Linked DNA regions of Homo sapiens: region 1 is linked to region 2. Evidence: chromatin loops called from intact Hi-C (ENCODE). Cell type or tissue: CD14-positive monocyte. All regions are shown on one strand. Each heading gives the region's core, and the rest is flanking DNA. Links, peaks and the distances in the headings are about the cores only. Region 1 overlaps PTP4A2 (protein tyrosine phosphatase 4A2). Region 2 holds the start of SPOCD1 (SPOC domain containing 1).

What was found. Hi-C counts contacts between places; a loop is a spot of excess contacts. Peaks named below come from ENCODE experiments on the same cell type or tissue, not always from the same donor. Only the 100,000 strongest peaks of a DNase experiment are listed, where the experiment ranks them.
Region 1: it touches region 2 in a loop (2.4-fold over the local background); 6 of 110 quality-filtered maps call a loop at or near these places.

The regions. Positions count from the first base shown.
Region 1 is chr1:31,897,816-31,908,170 of GRCh38, reverse strand. PTP4A2 (protein tyrosine phosphatase 4A2) reads left to right here. Exons shown (of 6, transcript NM_080391.4): 6 at 1-1,750. Among named protein-coding and RNA genes, the nearest start is that of PTP4A2, 35 kb to the left of the region's middle. In CD14-positive monocyte, for the core only: no CTCF peak of the experiment used is centred there; DNase peaks (open chromatin) are centred at 3,240 and 3,674; H3K4me3 peaks cover 523 bases; H3K27ac peaks cover 2,692 bases.
Region 2 is chr1:31,811,075-31,821,656 of GRCh38, reverse strand. SPOCD1 (SPOC domain containing 1) reads left to right here and starts at 5,635. Exons shown (of 16, transcript NM_144569.7): 1 at 5,635-5,696; 2 at 6,285-7,706. The coding sequence starts at 6,324. In CD14-positive monocyte, for the core only: CTCF peaks have their summits at 5,309 and 5,511 (motif pointing left); DNase peaks (open chromatin) are centred at 3,226 and 5,566.

The sequences.
Region 1 (10,355 bases), core at 1-8,000, 88 kb before region 2:
TATATATATATATATATATATATATATATAATATAATATATATATATATATATATATTTTCCAGGTGGTTTTTAGTCTTTACTGATGAAAGGGTGTTCATGTTAGTTTCTTCAAAACCCTATCTAATACTAGGCAAAGTAGCCAAGAGCCTTTTGTTTTGTTTTTATTTTGATAAATTAGTGGAGAAATGGCATTTTAAGAGGAGTCTCTTCTCAACTTACCTGAGAGTCGAATTCTTCTCTTCCCTAACCAATGAAGCTAAGTGGTTATCCCAGAAACTTGTCTTCTAAAAGGGAGGACTCCAGGCCATCAATAAAGATGTCCAGGCAGTGAGCGTACTTTTTACACCCTGTAGAATTGTGGGCTGTAGCGTTACTCTGATTTTCTGTCTAGTATCAGAGAATGCTGGTAGCTTAAAATTTTTATTTTAGGACTTGTACTCTGAATTTTCAGGAACCGTCAAAGGAGCAGCAGCAAATTCACATATTTTCGACTTGAGAAATGCTTGTGGTATGTGTTTTCCAAACTGCCCCCTATATGTAAAGTTCAGTTTAACCACTGATTGCCTTGTTATTACTAGGTTTTTTGAGATTAAAAAAAAAAAATCCCTGGTTTAAAACCAACAATGATGCCTAGTGAGTATGTGTCCACAGGCCATAACAGGGTAGAAGAGAGACATCGTGCAACCCAATGAGTAGTGAAGGGACTGTGTTGCTTGTGAAGCGGTGTAGTAGCATTTTTGCAGATTCTTGGCTGGGTTTAGTGTACTGATCTAGAAAAGCTGTTTTTCTGCTCCTTTGTGGAAGGCAGTTATGATCAGGCTGCATGGACAAAGCAGGTAGAGGGGCACCATCAGGGGCTCTTGCACTATTTTCACCTCTAAATATTACGTACTCAGTAGTGCCCTGCTTCTAGGGCTCTGAATACGGGCTTAAAGTCATCTTGTCCTGCTGGAATTTGCTGTGCAGAGCCATAAGCCTCCCATTTTGTTAGCGTCAGCTAGGCCAATAGGAACAGACCGGGACCTTGTCTCACACTGATGATACCTCACATGTTGACCGGCTATGTGAACTGCCTATTTCCTATGCTGGAGTTTTGATTTTTAACTAAACGCAAATCTGTAGATTCTCTCCTCTCCCATCCCAGAAAACAAAACAAAATAATGCTTTTCGAAATTGTTTCTAGGACTTTAAAACATAATGGTATATCCAAAATTCTTTATTTCAGAATGCAACAATAGATTCCATTAATATAGACTCAAGATCAAAACAGCATACCTGCTAAGCTAAGATAGATGGTGTTGATTCCACTGGGTTTTGATCAATACAATAACAAACCTTTTTCCTTTGACATACTCTGAATTTTGTTGTTTGGGGGGAGGGGGTGTGTGTGTGTGTGTGTGTGTGTGTGTGTGTATGTGTGTGTGTGTGTGTGCACGCGCAGTGTCCATCAGTATCAGTGCCTGCCTGAGTTAGGAAAATTACATTCCTGGTTCTGTATTGAGGAGAAGGATGTATAAAGCAACATGAAACATTAGCCCTCCTTTTATTTTAAAGACTAATGTTAATTGTTCTTAAAACTGGATTTTTTTTCCTTAAAGCAATTTTTTTCTTTTCGATTTAATGAAGTATTGCTAGCTGAAGCCAGTTTGACATAGAGAGATGTCAGATTGATTTGAAAGGTGTGCAGCCTGATTTAAAACCAAACCCTGAACCCTTTTAAAGAACAATAAAACATATTTTACACGCTCTTTGTGCATTTTTTTCCTCCATCCTCAAGAGTTTATGTCTGTGCTTATAAAGCGGAGTTTAAGCTGGGTGCAGTGGCTCATGCCTATAATCCCAGCACTTCGGAAGGCCAAGGCAGGCGGATCACTTGAGCCCCAGGAGTTCAAGACCAGCCTGGGTAATGTGTTGAGTCCATCTCTACAAAAAAAAAATGTTTAATAATTAGCTGGGCATGGTGGTGTGTGCTTGCAGTCTCAGCTACTTGGGAGGCTGAGGTGAGAGGAACACTTGAGCCCAAGAGGTTGAGGCTGTAGTGAGCTGTGATCATGCCACTATACTCCAGCCTTGGTGACAGACACCCTGTCCCAAAACAACAACAACAAAACCAAAATTTCACTTACATCTGTTCCCCTTTCTTTGCCTGCTATTTTCAAGGACTGTTTTGGGTCCTGCTAGTTTACTGCAAGGAGGTAAAATAGAGGCTTGGAAATTCAAAGATTTTATGTCACTGAGGTGTTCAGGAAGAGCCAACTTAACCATAGCTGGGATACATCTAGTACATTTTCTGGTTCAGTTCTTGTATACAACCCTGTAGGAATTCAGCATCTTGTCAAAGGCTTGGTTTATACCATAGATTATTATTTTTTAGAGACAGAGTCGTGTAGTGCTTCCCAGGCTGGAGTGCAGTGGCTATTCACAGAGTCAATAATCGCATATACTATGGCCATTCTGAGTAGTCTCTCACTGCACCCAGCTTATTTATACCATAGGTTTTGGTGAAGCATTGCAACTTTGTACTTGAATTCGTATTAAAGAACAATGAGGAAGTAACAGCTCTGTATTAATATATCAGGATTTGGGAGTGTGGAATTTCCCTTTCACTATGGGTAAGCATCCATCCACCCAGGTAACAACATGCTCAGATACTAGGAAAAGATACGACACTCATTTCACTTTGGAGTACCTCAGTCTGGAGGGGGTGTCAGATATGTAGACATAAAACAGTTACAGTGGGTGGTTATAGTACTATTTATAGATCATTGATCCACAGCCTGGGCAACATGGCCAAACCCCAACTTGACAAAAAATACAAAAAGTAACTGGGTGTCGTGGCGCACTACCATCTGGACTACAGTCCCAGCTACTCGGGAGGCTGAAGTGAGAGGATTGCTTGAACATGGGAGGCTGAGGTTGCAGTGACCTGATACTGTGCCACTGCACTTCATCCTGGGTGACAGCGAGACGAGTCTCAGAATTCATTGATCCTGCCACTTCTCTTCACCTCTTTTCACTTCTTCATGTCCTTCATTACCTAGCTTAGGTTCTGTGATGCACTGTGACAATCAGCTTTTCAGCCTTGCCCCATCTCTTGTTGCATTGTACTTCCCTGGCTAAAATCCATTTTTGGTTAAGTTCAGTACTCCACTTTCTGTGCACTTAAGTACTTACACAACTGAACATGCTGATTCAGTCTCTCTAAGGTCATGACCTCCCCGGGCCAGGTGGTACGCGCCTATTAAGTCTCAGTTACTCAGGAGGCTGAGGCAAGAGAATCACTTGAGCCCAGGAGTTTTGAGGCTACATTGTGAAATGATTGTGCCCGTGAACAGCCACTGCACTCCATCCTGGGCAACATAGTGAGACCCTGTCTTGAAAACTAAAGCTATGACCTCACATGAGCCTCAAAACCTCTCAATCCTAGTACATTTCTCTATCCCATTTACACTTTCTCTTAAATTTTTAACACCTTTGCCATCCTCTCAGCTTATGACTTTTTAAAACTTAGAAATAAAATTTTCACAAGCTCCTCCCATCACATCTACTCACCCACCTGCATCTGTGCTACTGTCTTTTAGTTACTATAGGCAGACTGTCCTTGCCCAATTTTTTTTTTTTTTTTTTTGAGACTGAGTCTTGCTCTGTCACCCAGGCTGGAGTACAGTGGCGCAATCTCAGCTCACTGCAACTTCCGCCTCCCGGGAGCAAGCGATTCTCCTGCCTCAGCATCCTGAGTAGCAGGGATTACAGGCACATGCCACCAAGCCCAGCTAAATTTTGTATTTTTAGTAGAGACGGGGTTTCACCATATTGGTCAGGCTGGTCTCAAACTCCTGACCTCATGATCTGCCTACCTTGGCCTCCCAAAGTGCTGGGATTACAGGCATGAGCCACTGCCCGGCCTGTCCTTGCCCTATTTAAGGCAAGCTCTTCCACTTGTGTGCTAAATTCCATCCCTTAACCTGTTCAAAGGGCCCAGAGGTGTAGCCATTTTCCTTCTCTGTCCTGCTCATTAACTTTTCCCCCTACTAGATCATTCCCATGAGCTTATAAACATGCTAGTATTCCATATTTTAAAAAAATCCTTGTTTGACCCCGCATCTGCCCCTTCAGCTGTCATCCCGCTTCTTTGCTCTTCTCTAGTACAAGTTGAGAATTATCTATCTATGCTCTCTACTTCTCTCCTTTGAGCTTGCACCAATGAGGATTTTGACTCCACAGAACAGCCCGTGTTAAAGATCGCCAGAGGCTGGGTGCAGTGGCTCATGCCTGCACTTTGGGAGGCCAAGGCAGACAGATCACATGAGGCCAGGAGTTCAAGACCAGCCTCCCAACATGGTGAAACCCCGTCTCTACTGAAAATACAAAATTAGCTGGATGTGGTGGCACACGCCTGTAATCCCAGCTACTCTGGGTGGCTGAGGCACGAGAATCGCTTGAACCTGGGAGGCAGAGGTTGCAGTGAGCCAAAATTATGCTTCTGTGCTCCTACCTGGTCAACAGAGTAAGACTGTCTAAAAAAAAAAAAAAAAAAAAAAAAAAAAGGATCACCCCGATCGATGGTCAATTCTCATAACTTTTTTTTGAGGGTCTTGTTTTGTCACCCAGGCTGGAGTGTAGTGGCATGATCATAGCTCACCGTAACCTTGAACTCGGGCTCAAACGATCCTACCTCAGCCTCCTGAGTAGCTAGGACTACACGTGCATGTCACTGTGCCCAGCTAATTAAAATTTTTTGGTTGGGTGTGGTGGCTCACATCTGTAATCCCAGCACTTCGGGAGGCCGAGGCGGGCGGATCACCTGAGGCCAGGGGTTCGAGACCAGCCTGGCCAACATGGCGAAACCCCGTCTCTTCTAAAAATACAAAATTAGCCAGGCAGGGTGATGCATGCCTGTAGTCCCAGCTACTCGGGAGGCTGAGGCAGGAGAATCGTGCCATTGCACTCCAGCCTGGGTGACGAGCGAAACTCTGTCTCAAAAAAAAAAATTTTTTTTTTTTTTTTTTTTTGGAGAGACATAGTCTTCATAGCCTTTATTTATTTATTTATTTAGGACATGGAGTCTTGCTCTGTGGCCCAGGCTGGAGTGCAGTGGCGCGATCTCGGCTCACTGCAATCTCTACCTCCTGGGTTTAAGCAATTCTCCTGCCTCAGCCTCCCAAGTAGCTGGGACTACAGGCACGTGCCACCACGCCCAGCTAATTTTTGTATTTTTAGTAGAGATGGAGTTTCACCATGTTGGCCAGGCTGGTCTTGAACTCCTGACCTCAAGTGATCCCTCCACTTCGGCCTCCCAAAGTGCTGGGATTACAGGCGTGAGCTACCGTGCCTGGCCAAAACATAGTCTTTTTATGTTGCCCAGGCTGGTCTTGAGCTCCTGGTCTCAAATGATCCCCCTGCCTCCGCTTCCCAGAGCGCTGAGATGATGAGCATGAGCCACTGTGCCCACCTTCATAACTTCTTTGACATGTCAGCATATGGTACAGTTGACCACTTCCTCTTTGAAATGCTTCATTTGCATGTAGGAAAATAATGCCCTTCTCCCCTAACCCCCCCTCAAATGTCCAGGTTCTAAATCCCTGGAACCTGTGAATGTTATCCTACATGTCAAAGGGACTTTGTGGGTGTGATTAAGTTCGGAATTTTGAGATGGGAAGAATATCTTGGATTATCTTGGTAGGCCTGATCTAATAGCATGGATCCGAAAAGCAGAGAACCTTTCCTAGCTGAGGTCAGAGGGAGATGTGTCTAGGATAGAAGGATCAGAGATTTATTTGAAGGTGGAGGGAAGGGGCCAGGAGCCAAGGAGTGACGGCAGCCTCGAACCTGGAGAAGGCAAGGAAACAGATTCGCCCAACAGCCTCCAAGAAGGAACTTAGCCTGCTAACACCTTGATTTTGGTTGCATGTAGGATTTCTACAGAACTGTAGGGTAAATCTGTGTTGTTTTCAGCCACAATGTTTGAGATAATTTATTATAGCACCAATAGAAAACGAATACAGGTTTTTGCCTCTAGAACACTACACTCCTGAGTTTTCACCTAGTTTAGTTGCCACACCTCAGTTTCGGTTTCTGGTTCCTCATTAGCTTCTACACTTCTGTTCTATCTCCCTGGACTCTATTCTCTGGATTCTAGACCCATATCCAATACCTCCCTCTCATCTCTCACTGATGTGTCATAGTGGAAACTTAACTTTAATTCTTGCTCAAATGTTAGCTTGAGTGAAGCTTTCCATGGCCACCCTATTTGTCCCACTAAGCTTTAGTGTCCTCTGTAATACTTACCACCATCTCACAAGCTTCTTTTTTTTTTTTTTTTTTTTTTTTTTAAAGTTTCACTCTTGTTGCCCAGGCTGGAGTGTGATGGTGCCATCTTGGCTTACTGCAAACTCCGCCTCCTGGGTTCAAGCAATTCTCATGCCTCAGCCTCCCAAGTAGCTGGGATTACAGGCATGTGCCACCACGTCCAGCTAATTTTGTATTTTTAGTAGAGACAGGGTTTCTCCATGTTGATCAGGCCGGTCTCAAACTCCCAACCTCAGGTGATACGCCTGCCTCGGCCTCCCAAAGTGCTGGGATTGCAGACAGGTGTGAGCCACTGCACCCGGCCTCGACCTTTTAATTATTTGTTTCCCCCACCAAAATATAAGCTCAACAAAGGCATAGCTGTTTTTTGTTTTGTGTTTCGTTCACCGTATCTTCAGCACCTCAAATAGTGCTTGGCATGCAGCAGGTGCTCAGTGGATACTGAATGAATGGGTATGGATAGAGACATAGACGAATTATGGTACTGTGATACTAGGGGGTAACTAAAACTGCCCTGGAGCACATCAGGAGATGCTGCAGTGGGCATGTTTGAGCTGGATTTTGAAGGATGAGATAGAAAAGGTTGATACACAATGAGATAGCATGTTCCATCCATCAGAATGGCTATCATAAAAAAGATGGACCATAACAAGTCTTGGGAAGGGTATGAAGAAGTTGGAACCTTTATACATTGCTGGTAATAATATAAAGCGATGGTGCAGTCACTTTTGAAAAACAGTTTGGCAGTTTCTCAAAAAGTTAAACACTTGCCATATGACCCAGCAATTCCAATATGTACAATTTTCAATTCTACATATATACAAGGGAAATGAAGACATTACGGTTACATGGGCTAGGGCGGGGACAGGGTTTCTTTCTGTGGTGATAAAAGTGTTCTGGGATTAGACAGTGGTGATGGTTGCATAACAGTGTGACTGCATTAAATGCTGCTAAGTTGTACACTTACAAAAAAAGGTTGATGTGGGGACAGTACATTTCAGGTTGAGGAAATAATACAAGGCAGTGGAAGTATGAAAGAGCATGGTATTTTTGGGAGAAGGGGCAAGATTTGGTCTCTCTGGAGGGTTTGGATTTGTGCTAGGCAGGTTTGGTTGTCATCAGAGTAGAAGAGGTACTAGACACCCCTTCCTTGTACCTCCCCGTCTACCCCCGAGGCCATAGATGATTGGATCAGGGATAGACAGTTGACTCAACTGCTGACATTGGCCAGCAGATTCTCGTTTTTTTTTTTTTTTGAGATGTAGTGTTGCTCTGCTGCCCAGGTGGGAGTGCAGTGGTGTGATCTCTGCTCACTGCAACCTCTGCCTCCCGGGTTCAAGCGATTCTCCTGCCTCAGCCTCCCAAGTAGCTGGGACTACAGGTGTATGCCACGAGGCCTGGCTAATTTTTGTATTTTTAGTAGAGATGAAGTTTCACCATGTTAGCCAGGCTGGTCTCGAACTCCTGACCTCAAGTGATCCACCTGCCTCAGCCTCCTAGAGTACTGAGATTACAGGCGTGAGCCACCGTGCCCAGCCCAGATTCTCAATTTCAACTGAGGTAGACTCTTGGATGTGAGGGGCCAGTAGGGCCATGTGTATGTTGGGTCATATGTGAGACGAGTAGACATAGGACAGAGGAAGGAGGACGGAGAAGCAGCCCAGGGGAGCAGAGAGAAGAGACTGTGGCCTGGGATTAGGGGAGCAATGCCCCTGAATTCAGAGTTCTTTTTCATAAAGCCCAGCTGCACGTCGTCCCCTGAAGTCCTTTCGATGGTTTCTGTCCCTTCCCTCGCCCCTTGTTTAAAATAGCTTGAGTCAGTTTCTTAATAACCAAGAGAGCCTTGACTAGAAGGGATTATACAAATAGCATGTTAAATGCTGTGACTGAAGCTCCTATAGGTAGAGTGGTGATTTATGCTACATCCTATACACTATTCTAGGCACTGAGGATATAGTGGGAAACAAGAAACACGCTCTGCCCTGGTAGGGCTTACATTCTACTGGAGAAGACAGAGAATAAACAGGTACACAAATTAGTAATCTATTTTCAGATAGTGATTGCTTGAGCTCAGGAGTTTGAGACCAGCCTGGCTAACATGGTGAAACCCCATCTCTACAGAAAATACAAAAATTAGCCAGGCATGGTGGTGCATACCTGTAGTCCCAACTACTTGGGAGGCTGAGGTGGGAGGATTGCCTGAGCCCAGGAGGCAGAGGTGGCAGAAAGAAAGAAATTTGAAACTTTATTGATCATTTCTCAATCTGGAGAAGACATCAGATTCAACTATGTGGTTTATTAAAAATGTCCACGTCCAGGTACCACCCAGATCATTCTGAATCAGTCTCTAGTTGTGAATCCGCTTTGGGCGGTGGGGAGCCATGAAGGTTGGTAAGCACAGCAGCTACGTGGTCAGATCTATTCTCAGAAAGTTATTCAAGGAGCTCCTTAAATCAGAGACCGTACCTGTTATGTAAACCCAGTTCCTGATTTGTACTATGCATGCAACAAATATCAGCTGAAGGAATGAGAATGAATTGGAGAGACTAGAAGCTGAGAGACATTTATGGATGGTGGGTGGATGATAGTTGCAGCAGTTCAGGACAGAAGTGTTGGGGCCTTAACTAAGGGAGCAGCGGATGGATGGGGTAGAAGATTCTTTCCTTTTAGCCACCAGATCCCAGATCTACATGAAAAGGTATCCAGCATATCTACATGCTAATTTCTTTCTTTGTTTCTTTTTTCTTTTTTTGAGACGGAGTCTCGCTCTGTTGCTCAGGCTGGATGCAGTGGCACGATCTCAGCTCACTGCAAGCTCTGCCTCCCGGGTTCACGCCATTCTCCTGCCTCAGCCTCCCGAGTAGCTGAGACTACAGGCGCCCGCCACCACACCCGGCTAAGTTTTTGTATTTTCAGTAGAGACGGGGTTTCACCATGTTAGCCAGGGTGGTCTCGATCTCCTGACCTCGTGATCTGCCTGCCTCGGCCTCCCAAAGTGCTGAGATTACAGGAGTGAGCCATCGCACCTGGCCTACATGCTAATTTCAAAGGATTAATTTACAGGGATATCTGGCCATGGGAAAGATTTGTAAAACCGCCCCTACCTCTTATTTTCTCCACAGATCACACTTGCACATGAAAGTAAATAGAATCCTCTTCACTACTTGCAACCCTGCTAACCACCCCAAACAGGTTAACAGAAGTGTGATATTAGCCATGTTACTTCTGTTTCCTTTGCTGTTTTGGGGTCTGGCAGTCAGGAAGATAGAGAAATAAAATGATAATACTGGCCATCATCTGTTGAGTACTACTGTGCTCAGAATTTCATGTGCATGATCTAATTTAATCTTCATAGGCTACTACATAGGCTTCATCATTGCTAATCCCATTTTATAAATGAGAAAATCAGGAGGTGAAGTAATAGCAAGTTGGTGGCAGGGGCAGTATTAGAATCTGGGCCTGGGCCGGGCGTGGTGGCTCACGCCTATAATCTCAGCACTTTGGGAGGCCGAGGCAGGTGGATCACCTGAGGTCAGGAGTTCGAGACCAGCCTGGCCAAAATGATGAAACCCTGTCTGTACTAAAAATACAAAAAATTATCTGGGCATGGTGGCAGGCACCTGTAATCCCAGCTACTCTGGGGGCTGAGTCAGGAGAATCACTTGAACCTGGGAGCGGAGGTTGCAATGAGCTGAGACTACCACACTGCACTCCAGCCTGGACCACAGAGTGAAACTCCATCTCAAAAAAAAAGAAAAAGAAAAAAAAGAAAAAAGAATCTGGAGCTGATTTTAAAACCAGTGCTTCACTGCTCAGTTGCACTGCTGTGGAGGAATGAGAAGGTATTTCTTGGGGATCTCATGTTCAGGATGTTGCTGTGAGGTTTTGCACTCGATAAGCATTCCTGTTAATTGAGTTGCATCTTTATGTTAGGTGCAGCGGGGACACGCACCCATGCGTGTGTGTGTATAGCAGTTCTGTCTCATCAGTGGATTTAACTTACGCAAACTGTGTGTAATGGGGCCCTGTCAGTAACAAACCAGG
Region 2 (10,582 bases), core at 1,324-9,323:
CACGTTCATCATCATGCCTGGCTGAAACATTTATTTATGTATGATTTATTTATTTTCAGTTAGAGATGGGGGTCTCACTATGTTGACCAGGCTGGTCTTGAACTCCTGGCCTCAAGTGATCCTCCTATCTTGGCTTCCCAAAGTGCTGGGATTACAAGCATGAGCCACCATGTCTGGCCTGAAACTACATTTATTTTTAATAATAACAGGTAGCCACCGGGTGTGATGGCTTATGCTTGTAATCCCAGTGCTTTGGGAGGCTGAGGCAGGAGGATTGCTTGAGCCCTGGAATTCAAGACCAGCCTGGGCAACATAGAGAGACTTCATCTTCACAAAAAATAGAAATGTTAGGCACTAATACTTTGTTTCCCTAGACACCCTGTCTCTAGGCTGGGAATACACGCATGCACCACCATGTCTGGCTAATTTTTGTATTTTTTATAGAGACAAGGTCTCACTGTGTTGTCTGGCTTGTCTCAAACTCCTGGGTGCAAGTGATCCTCCCACCTTGGCCTCCCAAAGTGTTGGGAGTGGGTCACTTTAGGCCACAAGTTTGAGACCAGCCTGGGCAACATAGTGAGACTCTATCTCTCCAAAATAATTTAAACTAATTTTAAAAATTAGCTTGAGGCCAATTAGTAGGCATTTAAGGCTGCAGTGAGCTATGATCACACCACTGCACTTCGGCCTGGGCAACAGAGCAAGACCCTGTTTCTTAAAAAAAAAATGAAAGAACAAGAGTAAACCAAAGGAAATAGAAGAAAGTAAATAAGAAAGGTAAAACCAGAAGATGGTGAAATAGAAAATATAATAACAACATCATAAAAAACAGAGATAAAAAAGCAAAAATCTGATTTACCAAAAAACCCTAGGATGACTGAGAGAGAGCAAGCACAAATAAATAGTATTAGGAATTAAAAGGGGACTGTAATCAATACAATAGAGATTTTTGAATCATGAGAATACTATTAATATCTTTGCAACAGGGTCTCACTCTGTCACTTAGGCTGGAGTGCAGTGGCACAATCTTGGCTCACTGCAGCCTCCATCTCCTGGGCTCAAACCATCCTCCCACCTTAGCCTCCCAATAACTGGGACTACAGGGAGTATGGGACATGCCACCACTCCTGGATAATTTTGTATTTTTTGTAGAGACAGGGCTTCACCATGTTGTCCAGACTGGCTCGAATTCCTGGGCTCAGGTGATCTGCCGCCCAGGCCTCTCGAAGTGTTGGGATTACAGGCGTGAGTCACCGCCTCCAGCATGGTGGCTCATGTCTGCAATCCCAGCACTTTGGGAAGCCGAGGTGGGAGGATTGCTTGAGTCCAGGAGTTTGAGACCAGCCTGAGCAACATAGCAAGATGCCGTTTCTACAAAAAACCAAAAATTTAGTCAGACATGGTGGTAGGCACCTGTAGTCCCAGCTACTCAGGAGGCTGAGGTGGGAGAATCATCTGAGCCCAGGTGATCATATCACTGCACTTCGGCCTGTACACAAAGCGAGACCTTATCTCAACAAAAAAAAAAGAAAGAAAAAAAAGAAAGAAAAAAGAAAACGCAATAAAAATATTAAAGAATAGAATAATTTAATTAAAATGTGCAATATTTTGATGAAGAAAAATCACAAAAATGAATTGAAGGCCTGGCAGAATGGAAATAAGGTACATTTATGGATGAGAAGACTCAGTATTATTCAATTTTATCCCTAATCTGTAAATTCGATGAAATTCTAATTTAAATCCCAGCACAATTTTTCAAGGATCTTGACAAAATGATTCTACGGTATACAGTTAGCTAAGACGATTATAAAAAATAGAAACCAAGTTGAGGGGGTGGAGCTTGCTCCCTAGATAGCAATATTTATCACAAAACCATAGAACTAAAACAATATTGATCAAGAATAGACAAATCGATCAATGGAAGAGAAAAGAAAGCCAATAAATAGGCCAGGTGTGGTGGTTCACGCACTTTGGGAGGCCGAGGCAGGTGGATCACCTGAGGTCAGGAGTTTGAGACCAGCCTGGCCAACATGGTGAAACCTCATCTCTACTAATAATACAAAAAATCAGCCGGGCATGGTGGTGGATACCTGTAATCCCAGCTACTTGGGAGGTTGAGGCAGGGGAATCGTTTGAACCCAGGAGGCGAAGGTTGCAGTGAACCAAGATCCTGCTACTGCACTCCAGCCTGGGCAATGAGAGAGAAACTCCATCTCAAAAAAAAAAAAAAAAAAAAAGGAAAGCCAAGAAATAAATTGCATTCTTTAATGGGAACCAGGTATATCGCAGAGGTGCTGTCATGAGTCAATGGAGCAAACAGCTAATGATGAGGCAAATAGCATTAGGCCAAAACCTGGGCAAAACCTTACTTTATTTTTTTTTTATGACAGAGACATTTTAGAATACCAGGAGAAAGGCTGGGCCCAGTGGCTCACACCTGTAATCTCAGCACCTTGAGAGGCCGATACGGGCAGATCACTTGAGGTCAGGATTTTGAGACCAGGCTGGCCAACATAGTGAAACCTCATCTCTACTTAAAACACAAAAATTAGCTGGGTGTGGTGGCGTGCGCCTGTAATCCCAGCTACTCCGGAGGCTGAGGCAGAAGAATCGCTTGAACCCGGGAGGTGGAGGTTGCAGTGAGTCGAGATCATGCCACTGCACTCCAGTCTGGGTGATAGAGTGAGACTGTCTCAAAAAAACAAAAAAATAAAAATAAAATAAATAAATAGAATACCAGGAGACAGAGAAACTGGCCAGAGACTGGCTGGCTTCTAAAACCAGTCCTTGCTAATCTTGAGCAAATTACTTAATCTGTCTTGGCCTATTTCCTCATCTGTCAAATAAGGATAATAACAGTTCTTACCTCACAGACTTGATGTAAGGATTAATATAGGTAAATTAATACAGGCAAATACAGGATTAATATAGGTAAAGCATTTAGACCAGTCCCTGGCTCAAAACAGCACTACGTAAGTGTTAGCCATTCTTTATCTCTATACCATGTGGAACTGACAACATCTCCACTCCCGTTTTCTCTGCCCAATGTGGGAGACTTCCATTATCCAAATGGACCAGAATGGCTTGGTTCACTGGTCTTAGGGAACCTGGTCAACTTTCTGCCATCATGACCAAGACATTCCTTAGAGGGAGGGCTTCTCATTTACAAAAACTATTTCCTTAGAGCAGTAATTTTGGTCATTGGTGACATCCAGTCTCTACTCTTACCTCATCTATGACTCTGACTGCCAGATCATGACAGTTTTCAATATGGATTACCCAATAGCTTGGTTTGTTTTTTGTAATAAACCTTGTTTTTTAGAATAGTTTTAGATCTACAGAAAAATCTGAAGATTAGTACAGGGAGTTCCTGTGTACTCCAGACTCGGTTTCCCTTGTTATTCATATTATGCTGTTTTTAAAATTCCACATTATATCATTGAGATACATTCATGTTGATATATAGATCTAATTTATTGAGTCTAACTGTGATTTAGTATTCCATTGGCCTGGAAGGTTCTCACAGTCTCACCTGGCACAGGTTTAGTGCCAGGGAATTCCATCTCCCTCGCAATCAGACTTATCAAATCTCTGGTTCTGGCCGGGTGCAGTGGCTCACGCCTGAAATCCCAGGCCAAGATGGGAGGATCGCTTGAGCTCAGGAGTTCGAGACCAGTCTGGGCCACATAGTGAGACCTCGTCTCCACCAAAAATAAAAAAAAAATTAGCTGGGCATGGCGGTGCATGCCTGTAGTACCAGCGACTCAGGAGGCTGAGAGGGGAATATCACTTGAGCCTGGGAGGTCAAAGCTGCAGTGAGCTATGATTACACTACCACAACTCAGCCTGAGCGACAGAGCCAGACCCTATCTCAAAAAAAAAAAAAAAAAAAAAAAAAGCCAAACACCACTGTTTCTGCAGTAAAAGTATTTACATAATCATAACATTATAAATGTCATTTGGCTTTCAGTGTTAAGAATCAATCTACAGGTAAACAACGGTAAACTGAATTATCTTTACCGAATAGAATGTAAATGCTATAAACCTCAGCGATACAAAAATAAAAGCTTAGTTCATGGATAACGGCAGAAGCAGGGAGGGGACATCAAGGGAAATTATCCATTTCACACAGAGAAGAGTCAAGAGATACAATATACAGAAGAAACAGACATTTAAGAATAGTATTCAAAGTGATAATAGAAACCAATAGTAAAATTTAAAATATAAATATAAAAAAGAGGGCCAGGCACGGTGGCTAACGCCTGTAATCCCAGCAATTTGGGAGGCTGAGGTGGGTGGAACACGAGGTCAGGAGTTTGAGACCAGCTTGGCCAGCATGGTGAAACCCTGTCTCCACGAAAAATACAAAAATTAGCAGGGCATGGTGGCACGTGCCTGTAGTCCCAGCTACTCGGGAGGGTGAGGTAGGAGAATCACTTGACCCTGGGAGGCAGAGGTTGTAGTGAGCTGAGACTGTGCCACTGCACTCCAGCGTGGGCGACAGAGCGAGACGCTGTTTCAAAAAAAAAAAAAAAATATATATATATATATATATATGAAAAGCGGAAGAGAAAGGGGGAAAGGGTGGTTAATAAAATCACCACAGCAGGAAGTCAACAGATACAACAGACACAGTTAAAATTAATAAATCAAGTAATAGAGGCATGAGTATATTATTTACAGTTATGAAATTTAAAAAATTAACATGATGACAAACATGGTAAAAAACAAAAAACAAAACACAGTTGTTTCCAGGAGTTGGGGTATTGGGAAATGAGAGATAGCTTTAAACTTTTTATTTCTAACCTTCTATTGGAATTGATTCTGCATTTCCATCTACATTAATTATATTTGAGATTTTCTTTTTAAATTAGGCAAGCACTATTCACAATAGCAAAGACATGGAATCAACCTAAATGCCCATCAATGGCAGATTGGCTAAAGAAAATGTGGTACATATACACAATGGAATACTATGCAGCCATAAAAAAGAATGAGATCACGTCCTTTGCAGGAACGTGGATGGAGCTGGAGGCCATTATCCTTAGCAAACTAATGCAGGAACGGAAAAACCAAATATTGCATGTTCTCACTTATAAGTGGGAGCTAAATGGTGAGAACACATGGACAGAAAGAGGTTAACAACAGACACTGGGGCCTGCTTGAGGGTGGAGGGTAGGAGGCAGTAGAAGATAAGAAAAAATAAATATTGGGTACTAGGCTTGATAACTGGGTGACGAAATAATCTGTACAACAACCCCCGTGACACAAGTTTACCTATATTAAAAACCTGCATATGGACCTCTGACCCTAAAATAAAAGTTTAAAAATAAAATAAAATAAAATTAGGCAAAAAATCTAGGTAATTCTGACATTGTCCTACTGGCTCAGGGACTATTGCGGTAGGATCAAGTTAAACTCTCAGGCAGGCAGCCAAGGCCCCTCGCTGCCCCATGCACCCACCTACCTCTGCTTGGGAGCCAGGATTGGCACCTCCTCCAGGAAGCCCTCAGGAGGAAGAGGGCGCCCTCTGCCGGGGCAGGAACGCCAGCACGCCTGGGGAGCAGCCTTTTGCTCATCATCAGGGACTCCGCCCCTATCCCTCAGCAAGGGCCTCCCTCCCCCGCATCACGTGATCTCAGCTCCTTTTCAGCTAGTGGGTGGAACCCCAGGAGGGAAAACTCAGGGAAGCCCAGGTGAGAGCGACGCGACCGATGGGGCCCGGATTTCTTGGATGCTGGGGGACTGTCCCAGTAAGGCTTGGGAACCTGGGTGGGGCGCCTTTCAGAACGGGACCGATGGGAGAGAGACGAGAAGGGTTATGGGCACGAACCCCGTTCAGTATCTGCTCCTTGCGCAGTGTGAGAACTGGGAGAGAGACTCCTGGCCCTTCCACTTCCTGTGCTTCCTTGGGTGAGTGTCTTAACATCTCAGAATCTCAGTGTCCTCACCTGTGGCTGCCAGTATGAAATGAAATAAGCACATAAGTCATAAATAAATGGTATCTTATTAGGTCCCATTTAAGCGAATGTGTGAACTCTCAGAGACAAGAAGACCCTGGAGGCCACTGTAGCTCGGCCCTGTTTGGAGGCAGGCCTCTCCACCCTCACCCAGGACACCAGCTCCTGCTGGGTGCTCCCCTCCCTGGAGTGCTCACCCCTAGGCCTCAGGAGTGGAAGGGTCTGGGAGAGCTGGCTGGAAGAGGGGCTCCTCCCAGTTCCCACTGAACGGGCTGACAGGTCGGACTCTCCAAGACAAAGTCTCCTCTTTCTGTCTCCACACAGGGCCCGTGTTGTGCTTTTGGCCCAGGTAGGTGGACAGACATGTCCCAGGCGGGGGACGTAGAAGGCCCCAGCACAGGAGACCCTGTGCTCAGTCCCCAACACAACTGTGAGCTTTTACAGAACATGGAAGGAGCCAGCTCCATGCCAGGCCTGTCACCAGATGGGCCGGGAGCAAGCTCTGGGCCCGGAGTCAGGGCTGGCAGCAGAAGGAAGATCCCCAGGAAGGAGGCCCTTCGAGGTGGCAGCTCCCGGGCTGCAGGTGCTGCTGAGGTCCGGCCAGGGGTCTTGGAGCTGCTAGCTGTGGTACAGAGCCGGGGCTCGATGCTGGCTCCTGGGCTCCACATGCAGCTGCCCTCGGTGCCTACTCAGGGGAGAGCTCTGACCTCCAAGAGGCTCCAGGTTTCTCTGTGTGACATCTTAGATGACAGTTGCCCCAGGAAACTTTGTAGCAGGTCTGCTGGCCTCCCAGAGAGAGCTCTGGCCTGCAGGGAGAGGCTTGCAGGAGTGGAGGAGGTGAGCTGCCTCAGGCCCAGGGAGGCCAGAGACGGTGGAATGAGTTCTCCAGGGTGTGACAGAAGAAGCCCCACACTCAGCAAAGAGGAGCCCCCTGGAAGGCCCCTGACATCCTCACCAGACCCAGTCCCTGTGAGGGTAAGAAAGAAATGGAGGAGGCAAGGGGCTCATTCAGAGTGTGAGGAAGGGGCTGGTGACTTCCTGTGGCTTGATCAGAGCCCTCGTGGGGACAACCTCCTGTCTGTGGGAGACCCTCCCCAAGTTGCTGACCTGGAGTCCTTGGGAGGCCCTTGCAGACCTCCCTCTCCAAAAGACACTGGGTCTGGGCCTGGAGAGCCAGGTGGAAGTGGGGCAGGATGTGCCTCAGGGACTGAGAAATTTGGATATTTGCCCGCTACAGGGGATGGGCCCCAGCCAGGCAGCCCCTGTGGCCCTGTCGGGTTCCCAGTGCCCAGTGGAGGGGAGTCCCTCAGTTCAGCTGCACAGGCTCCTCCACAGAGCGCAGCACTGTGCCTGGGGGCGTCAGCACAGGCCTCTGCAGAGCAGCAAGAAGCTGTGTGTGTCGTGCGGACTGGCAGCGATGAAGGCCAGGCTCCAGCACAGGACCAGGAGGAGCTGGAGGCCAAGGCTCAGCCAGCTTCCAGGGGAAGGCTGGAGCAAGGACTCGCTGCCCCCGCTGACACCTGTGCCAGCTCCCGGGAGCCCTTGGGCGGCCTCAGCTCCTCCCTGGATACTGAAGCCAGCAGGGCCTGCTCAGGCCCATTCATGGAGCAGAGAAGATCCAAGGGCACTAAGAACCTGAAGAAAGGTCCAGTGCCCTGTGCCCAAGACCGGGGCACAGACAGAAGCTCAGACAACTCCCACCAGGACAGGCCAGAGGAACCCAGCCCAGGAGGCTGCCCCAGACTGGTGAGCTGAGTCTGAGAGTTTGGGATAGGAAGGGCCTGGCCATGTTTCTCAATACCATACTTGGCAGTGGAATTTAATAAAGCTAAGCTAGATGGGCGCTTCATGAACATTCTCACATCCCTATTAACTAAACTGGGTAAAATGAGGCCCACAAACTGGGAAAGAGAAAATAAACTACATTCGCTGAATCCTTGTGAGGGGTCATTATCTTTTGGAGTCAGTGAGTCCTGGGTTCGAATTTTGCCTCTGCCCACTTCCTAGCTGAATGACTGTGGGATGTTTTCTTAACCTCTCTAGGTTTCCTCATTGTAAAAAAAGGATACTAATTGCAGCTTCATGGGGTTGTTTCAAGGATTAAATGAGATTATGGTATAAAATAATGTGCCTAGGCCTGGTGCAGTGGCTCACGCCTGTAATCCCAGCACTTTGGGAGGCAGAGGCAGGCGGATCACGAGGTCAAGAGATCAAGACCATCCTGGCCAACATGGTGAAACCCTGTCTCTACTAAAAATACAAAAATTAGCTGGGCATGGTGGCACATGCCTGTTCCAGCTACTCTGGAGGCTGAGGCAGGAGAATCACTTGAACCTGGGAAGCAGAGGTTGCAGTGAGCTGAGATCGCACCACTGTACTCCAGCCTGGTGACAGAGCAAGACTGTCTAAAACAAACAAACAAACAAAAAAAAGGTGCCTAGCACAGCACAAGGCACAAGGTAAATTGCTTAATTCGTGTTAAATTTGCTTTTCCTTTAGTGTTCACAGTTACCCTGTAAGATAGGCGTTAGCCCCATATAACCAGATGGGGAAACTGAGGCTCGGAGGGTTAATAATATTCTCCAGGCTCACATAGCTGGGGAGTCAGTGACCAGCCATGTTCCCTATATCACCACTTCCCTTTCCTTTGTTCTTTTACTTATAATCATCATCATTTTATTAATAATCATAGCTAACATTTATACACCAAAGGCAGAAGAAGACTCTACTTGTTTTTGGTGTATATTTCTCACATAGTTGGATTTTCATCACATTTATTGAATATGCATGATGTGCTAGATGTTTTTGATTTAATCTTCACACGACGTCCACGGAGGTGAGGTTACAGACCCAGCTGGTGAATGGGAGCAAGGCTACAAGCCTAGGCGGTCTGTCTTGAGAGCTCACTGCACTGCCTTCTCTGTGTATTTTCTGTGTTATCGGCACAGTCGTAACAGCATCTGGCTTGCTTAACATGTGCTGGATATTGGGCTAAGCACTTTATCTGCAATCTTTGTAACAAGCCTATGAGGTAGACTCTATTGACATATACCCATTTCACTGATCTGAACACTGAGGCTCTGAGAGGTGACATGAGTACTCAAGGCCAAACAGCCAATTAGTAAAATAGAACCAGTGAGCTGTTTTCCACTATGCATCAAGCCTTTTTACCTATAAATAGGCTCCTATTATGCCTTATTGTTCCAGGACTTTGCTTGGTTTTGTAAGTTCCGTAGTATTTGAAGGTCTTTCCCAGTGGGTTCACCTTGTTCTGCCGAATTTGATCTTTTCCTGAGCCCTGCATCATAGCTGTCTATGGATGTATTTGTCGCAGGCACAGGCGCTGTCGGGATGAGGGCTGGGACTTCCTCTTCTCATTTCCAACCACTGTAGTGTAGTGAGGAGCATGAGCCCTGGAGGCCAATAGGCTAACATTCAATCTTGACTTTGCCACTATCTGAACAACCGAGGTGAGTGGCTTCACCTTTTCAAGTGTAATTCTCTCATCTGCAAAATGTGGGTATGAAGAGTGCTTACCTCCTAGGGAGGTGGTGAGGATGAAATGAGATGACACATGTTTGGCATTTAACACAGTGCTTGGTGCAAGAAAAATACTCAAATAGGTTACCTGTTAGTGACATAAGCAATTTCGTCCTGCTGTAAGTAGTGCAGGGGTGACCATCCTTGTGCGTCTGGCTCCTCCCTTCTTCACATGATTTATTTGGACCAGATGCCCAGAATTGGGATTCCTGGGTCTGCAGCCTTTAAGGGGGCTGGTTTGAGTGCGGTGGTGGAGCCAGCTTCCTGCCTGGCTTGACTGGAAGCAGCCCATGACTGCTGGCTCCTCCAGGCTCCATCCTTGACTGCGGCACAGCCCATCATCCCACAGCTTTCCAAACAACTCGTTGCCATGACAACCAGTACCAGCTGCGGGAGAAGAATTGAGTCTGGGCTGTGACAGGGACAGGCGGGTGGTTGCAGACAGGGCTGAGTGGGGCCTGGGCAATGGGGGGCACAGTGCCCGGCTGGTCTGGAGCCCCGTTTAGGGCCTTAGCACCTTCCCCTGGAGACAGCCTGGCTTGTGGCAGGGGCAGACAGGTTCAAGGTCAAGCTCTGCCTCTTAGTACAGGGTGACTTTAGACATGTCTTCAGACATTTAGATGAGTTTAACTTTTTTTTCTTCCTTTCTTAAGCTCAGTGGCAAGAAGACTTTTTTTTTTTTAATTTACTTTTTTTTTAAGATGGGAGTCTCGCCCTGTCACCCAGGCTGGAGTGCAGTAGCACAATCTTGACTCACCACAACCTTTGCCTCCTGGTTTCAAGGGATTCTCCTGAGTAGCTGGGACTACAGGTGTGGGCCACCATGCCCGGCTAATTTTTGTGTTTTTAGTAGAGGCAGGATTTCACTATGTTGGCCAAGCTGGTCTCAAACTCCTGACCTCAGGTGATCCGCTGCGTCGGCCTTCCAAAGTGCTGGGATTACAGGCATGAGCCACTGCGCCTGGCTGCAGAAAGACTTTAGACATTTAGAAATGTCTCTTCTCTGAATCTGAGTTGCCTCCTCTATGAAGTGGGGAGAATGAAGTGGGCCCCAGAACTGCCAGGAGTCTGATATCAGAGGC